2 separate regions of the Homo sapiens genome follow, and region 1 is linked to region 2. A link is a contact called in ENCODE Hi-C or POLR2A ChIA-PET data. All regions are on one chromosome and are shown on one strand. The core of a region is the stretch at or near the end of the contact, and the rest is flanking DNA. Distances in the headings are between cores, read along the strand shown. Region 1 overlaps CCND2 (cyclin D2). Region 2 has its middle 38 kb from the start of LINC03141.

Region 1 (2,700 bases), core at 66-2,565, 320 kb after region 2:
ACACCTTGCTGTTTCTGATTTCTTCAAGCTTGCAATGCTCTCTGTTACTTTGGGGGTTAGGTCGTGGGTTGTCGGGGATCGAGCTGTGGAAAGAGGGTCCCCCTGATTCTTGTGAGATGGCCAGGCGAGTCTCTGTGGTTCATTGGCCAGGAGCAGATAGCTTTGATATGAGGGACGCATGCGGCTCTGAGAAAGTCGGCCTTTGTTGCTCCGTCTGGTTGCCAAAATAAACCAGAACGCTTCATTCCAAAGAGAAAGCTGAGTGAGGGGCCTGACAGTTTTATAGGGAATAAACGTCTCAGAGAGTGGTATATTTTAAATACTTTTTCCTTCCAATCGTAAGAGTTGCTAAAAACAGCCAGAGAGGCAGTTTGGCTGTAGGGGGGACGTCTATTGGGGGTGTCCAGTGCCTGGGTAGGTTTGAGAGGGGAGGGTGCCACTGGCCTGGGTCCCCGGTGACCATGGCCCTGCTTCCTTGGGCTGAATCGGGGTCCTCTTCCATCCCCTCTGCACACTAGTCGGGCTGCGTGCCAGCATTGATCTCACTGCTTCCTTGTCTATAGAACCTCTTGAATAAGGCCCAGCTTTTCCTCAGCTCTTTATCCAGAGCCCCTGGCAGAGTCATTGGGAGTGATGCTTAAGAGAGGAAGGGAAGAGGAAGGAAGGAGCAAAGGACAAAGGCAGGCAGATGGGTTTCCAGTGGGTTTCCGATTCACTGGTCTGTCCATGTCCTTTGAAAAGCTGTGTCTTTTCTTTAACTTCAATTCTGTGTCAGGGCCTTCCGAGCCTTCTGAGTTTTCCCCAACCTTATCTTAGAGTAGGTTAAATGAAGTGGCTTCATTTTCATATGACACAGTTGCACAAATTCACTAACTAAAAAATGGAATGGAGGCTCACAGGCCATAAAGGTGTTGTGAAGTTATTGCAAGATACTTAACAGAAGAAAGACTCTAGTCATCTGTTCCTTATATTTATCCTTTTTTGTCTAAGTCACATCAAAACTCTTTGTCACATTCTTTAAAAACAAAAAGCAAAAAACAAAACTTTAGATTCAGGGGATCCATGTGCGGTTTGTTACGTGGATATATCGTGTGATGCTGAGGTTTGGGCTTCAGTCGAACCCGTCACCCAGACAGTGTACACAGTACCCAATAGGGAGTGTTTCAACTCTCGTCCCTGTCCCTAGACACATTCTTAAATATTGCCCAGAGAAGATTCCAGGATATCCCTTCCTTAGGGTCATCCTGGCATTTTACGGTCCTGGTTATCAATGAGCTATTAAAAAGCAGGGAGGTGGAGGCGCCGTGGAAGAAGTCTCAGTTTCGACCACATGTGTGTGATTCATGGGGTTTAGCATTGTGTGTTTCTGCTCCGTAGCTGGAAGTGCCGCCACCCTCGCCCCACATGTCATTTTCAAGCCTCCACTGTTACAGATTCTGTCTTCTGTGGACTCTTCAGGGCCTGTGGTCAGGAACCTTGTGAAGTGTTGCTGGAAGCTGGGGGTGGGGAGGTGGAATAGAATCGGGGGCTGATGCCTCCCTCTCCTGCCTCATTTTTCTGTGGGCCTCATTTGGTATGCAAGGAAATAAGCCAAACAGCCTGTGAAGAAAGGAAGAATGAGATAGTTTCCTAAGTTGTCTCTGCCTGAGTTGGCCGCGGGTCTGGGGCTCATTCAGCCCTTTGTCCCCCTGTTGAGTGCAGTGCGTGTGTGGTGACAATGAGGTGGTGCAGTTACACTGAGGGCTAATGGTAGGAGTTCCGTCAGCCCATTCATGGAGGCAGAGGAGGGTGCAGGGCGCGGAGCTCGAGCCAGCAAGCAGAGGAAGTCAGAGGCCCTTGTAACGAGCTGAAGATCACAAACACTGCTGTGAGGGCTCCAGGCTTGGGGGCGGGGGCAGCCAGGAGGGAAGGGGGCAAGGGAGGGGGCCTATCATCATAGAAGTTGGAGGTCTGCCCGACCGCCAGCGCGGTAGGGTACCACCTGTCCAGGCTGACAGACGAGCATTATGGCTTCCCTTTTAATCAGCTTAATTTGGGGCATCTTAACACAATGGCTGGTGCTTTGGAGGCTGCAGGAAAGCTGATGTCCTAGAGCCGCCACACTTGACATGCGTGTAACACCTTTTGATTAGAGGCGCTTTCGTGTTTTTCCAGCCACTTGGGCTCTGTCTCTTTTTCTTGGAGATTCTCTGGTCTGTATGTCTTTACTTAGAGCTTAGAAGTCAAGGTATATAGGAAAAAGGAGTTCTGAAATTGGAGGCTTGCCCTTTCTAAAGCCAGTCTGAGCTTTCAGCCAGATGTCACTGGGACAAGCCACGTCAACTCTCCACGCTCCATTCCCTAGCTGGGAAACGAGGGCATTTGGCTATTTGATTTCCAGAGGCCCTTTGGACCTCCAAATTCTCCAAGTCTGTGATTATTTGTGTATGTCTTCTTATAATCCAGCCCCTTTGGAAGCACTAACTCCACTCTTCTCTCAGCTTGATCCTCTAATAGAAGCAACCTGGTTGGATTTAAGGTGGAGGTCTTCCTCTCTCCAGGTGGCTGCCCTCATCTCTACCCCCACCCCAATCCCATGCATTCTCCTGCCCTCCTGCTTTGGGCAAGACCCGGGCGATGTGGAGTTGGCATGTCCAGTTGCAGGTATCAGCACCACTGCACCATCTCCTCTGCCTTCACTTCCCACCAGCACACAGAATT
Region 2 (2,797 bases), core at 66-2,565:
AGCCATTGTTCACTTTCTTGACTAGAAGCTCCTGGAACTTTGGTGTTCTTGACCCTACACTATATTCCATCTACTTTGAACCTCTTCGTGACATATCAGGAAGAAACCTGGGTTTTTCCTGTGATAATTACTGTTCCCATGACAAGTCATCACTCCTGCCAAGTTTGTTCTTGTTTTGTTTTGATTTTTTAAAAATATAATAAAGAATTCATGCTTAACCCAAAGAAGTGAGTCACTAAGAGTAAAATATCAGGCAATTCTGAGGAAAAACCTTAGGGATCCCTTCAGATCTCCAGACTAGGCAACACCCTGCTTGGTGTGTGCATAATTCTAGACTCAGGGACAAGTACAGTAAAAATGGGAAGGAAGAGTAGAAAGAATGGGAGGTTGAGACAGGAGAATCGCTTGCACCTGGGAGGCGGAGGTTGCAGTGAGCCAAGATTGTACCACTGCACTCCGGCCTGGGTGACACAGCAAGACTCCATCTTAAAAAAAAAACACAAAAACTGCTGATTATCTCAGCAAAGAACGCAAAAAATTGGAAGCACATCTCCCAAAGAGAGAAAGAACTCATGCCACGCTCCTGGGGAAATCCCCTTCTTAACCAGTTTAACACTTTTTAAAGGCAGAGCTGAACAGAAAAAGGAGATAAATCATATTATCGAAGCAGTCTTACGGAGGTTTTGTTCAGAGTAGATGATGTTGGAGAACGTGGGTGGGGGGAAGATTCTCGTGCTCAGTTGAAATATATCCCATCCAAACTGAAAAACCCGGTTTTTTTTTTACTCTGTCCTGCCAAAACCCAGCTCCAGGCTGGTGGCTCCTCAGCGGTGACCAATGCCGGCACTGCAGGTGCACACAGAAAGGCACCCACGAGGAAGCGCCCGCACTCTAAAAGCAGCCAGAAATTGCCTTTGTGCCAGGCTAACCCTTATTGGCTATAGAACTCTTCAGATTCATCTGGAGATGAGGATGAGGGTTTTGTTTCTAGTAACTGAGTCTCCAACTAGGAAAAGGCTTCAGAGGTCATAGCCTGCCTATATGATAGGACAACTGGAATTTCTCCTGCTCCAGAATCATAAGGGTCTCAAATTCATAGATCTTTAGAAAACCTCAGTGAGGTGCCCTCTACTCTGCTCTAAGCTGCATACCTTCTAGAGTCACACACTTTCCAAATAGTTCTTGTGCAGCTGGAGGCAGAAGGTTTCAGTATTATTGGGAGCACTTCTTCCTTTGATCTGTGTGCCATGCTATCAGGAGCAGAAATCAGAAAGAAGCATTCTGATTTGCTACTCAGCCAAATGAGGAACCACTAAATCCCCTGGAAGGTCCCTGTCTCTCTTGAAGTGCCACAGGGACAGCTTGGCCCAGAGCCCAGCAGAGGAAGCTGGGAGCCTCTTCTTCTCTCGTTCAAGATCTCTATCTACAAATTGCAGTCTGAAACCTGCCATACAGAGATAGTGAGAGCTATAGACCTGGATAAGCCAGGTACCAGTGCAATCAAAAGTGAACAAAACTATTACAAAAAGCAAGTGAGGTATGCAGGGAAGAAGGAATGTCCCACGCTTGTTTGAGTTTAGTTCCTGTCTGAGCATGAAGCAGGATGGGGTTTCTGAAGTGCCTTCCTTCTCCTCCCCCTTTCTAAGTTCAATTCCTTTCAACTCAACAAACTTCTATTAAATGTCTGTAGTGTGCCAAGCTGACTCTAACATGGTCCCAGGCCTTGGAGAGCTTACGATGAGGTGGAAGAATCAGCTAGCAAGAACAGGGCTTAACAAACTCGGGTCCATTGACCTAATCCTGCCTGCTGCCTGTTTTTGCATGGCCTATAAACTAAAAATGATTGGCCGGGCACGGTGGCTCACGCCTGTAATCCCAGCACTTTGGGAGGCCAAGGCGGGTAGATTACGAGGTCAGGAGTTCAAGACCAACCTGGCCAAGATGGTGAAACCCCATCTCTACTAAAAATACAAAAATTAGCCAGGCCTGGTGCCAGGCACCTGTAGTCCCAGCTACTTGGGAGGCTGAGGCAGAGAACTGCTTGAACCTGGGAGGCGGAGGTTGCAGTGAGCCGAGATCGCACCACTGCCCTCCAGCCTGGGCGACAGAGCAAGACTCTGTCGCCAAAAAAAAAAAAAAAAATTCACTTTTTTTTTTTTTTTCTGAAATCAAAAGAGGAAGTATATGTTGTGGCATATGAATATGATATGAAAGTAAAATTTGAGTGTCCAATGCCCATGTTTCCCTATTGCCCACGACTGCTTTTGCCCTGAGTGGCTGAGTTGGTGCAACCAAGACCGTAAGGCCAGCAAAGCCTAAAATATTTACTACCTAGCCATTGACAGAAAAAGTCTTCTGACTCCTGAGCGAGAATTATGTCCTCAGCAGCTTTTGCACAAAAGATAGTACTATAAGGTCATTTCCAAAGTTAAGAAAAATTCAATGTTACCCAAGCATTCTTGTGTATACTATTATGTATAACAAATTACTTAATGACCTGGCTTAATTGCTTCTCTGTTTTGTAGATTGGGAGTGGGCTGGTACAGTACAGCAGAAGGTACTGGAGATAAGGGTCACGGGTGATACTCATATTCGGACTGCCCAGGTTCAAATCCAAGCCCCACCGGTAACGAAAGCATGACCTTAGCCAACGTGCTTCACTTCACTCTGCTTCAGTTTCATGATCTATAAGTTTGACATAATAAACAATCTACCTAATACAGTTTTCCTAAAGATTATTTCATTAAAAAGGTATAAAGCACCTAAAACAGTGCCTGACACACAGGAAGTATTAGCC

What was found. A loop is a pair of places that touch in the nucleus more often than their neighbours do. ChIA-PET counts read pairs that join two places held with the same protein, here RNA polymerase II (POLR2A). Pooled maps may share reads with other maps.
Region 1: a loop to region 2 is called in a pooled map, with 4 times the contacts of the local background. The contact joins two enhancer-like sites. A Hi-C loop is called at or near these places in 3 of 50 pooled maps. POLR2A ChIA-PET finds 5 or more read pairs at or near these places in 2 of 52 experiments (activated CD8-positive, alpha-beta T cell and naive thymus-derived CD8-positive, alpha-beta T cell).

What each region holds. Positions count from the first base shown.
Region 1 is chr12:4,292,381-4,295,080 of GRCh38, forward strand. All of the region lies in intron 4 of CCND2 (cyclin D2), which reads left to right. Among named protein-coding and RNA genes, the nearest start is that of CCND2-AS1, 18 kb to the left of the region's middle. RefSeq lists enhancers at 1,235-1,736, 1,737-2,236. Within about 2 kb of position 1,316, at least 4 of the 41 ENCODE cell types and tissues checked have a DNase peak (open chromatin) inside an H3K27ac peak, as active enhancers do.
Region 2 is chr12:3,972,861-3,975,657 of GRCh38, forward strand. No RefSeq gene overlaps it. Among named protein-coding and RNA genes, the nearest start is that of LINC03141, 38 kb to the right of the region's middle. Within about 2 kb of position 1,316, at least 4 of the 41 ENCODE cell types and tissues checked have a DNase peak (open chromatin) inside an H3K27ac peak, as active enhancers do.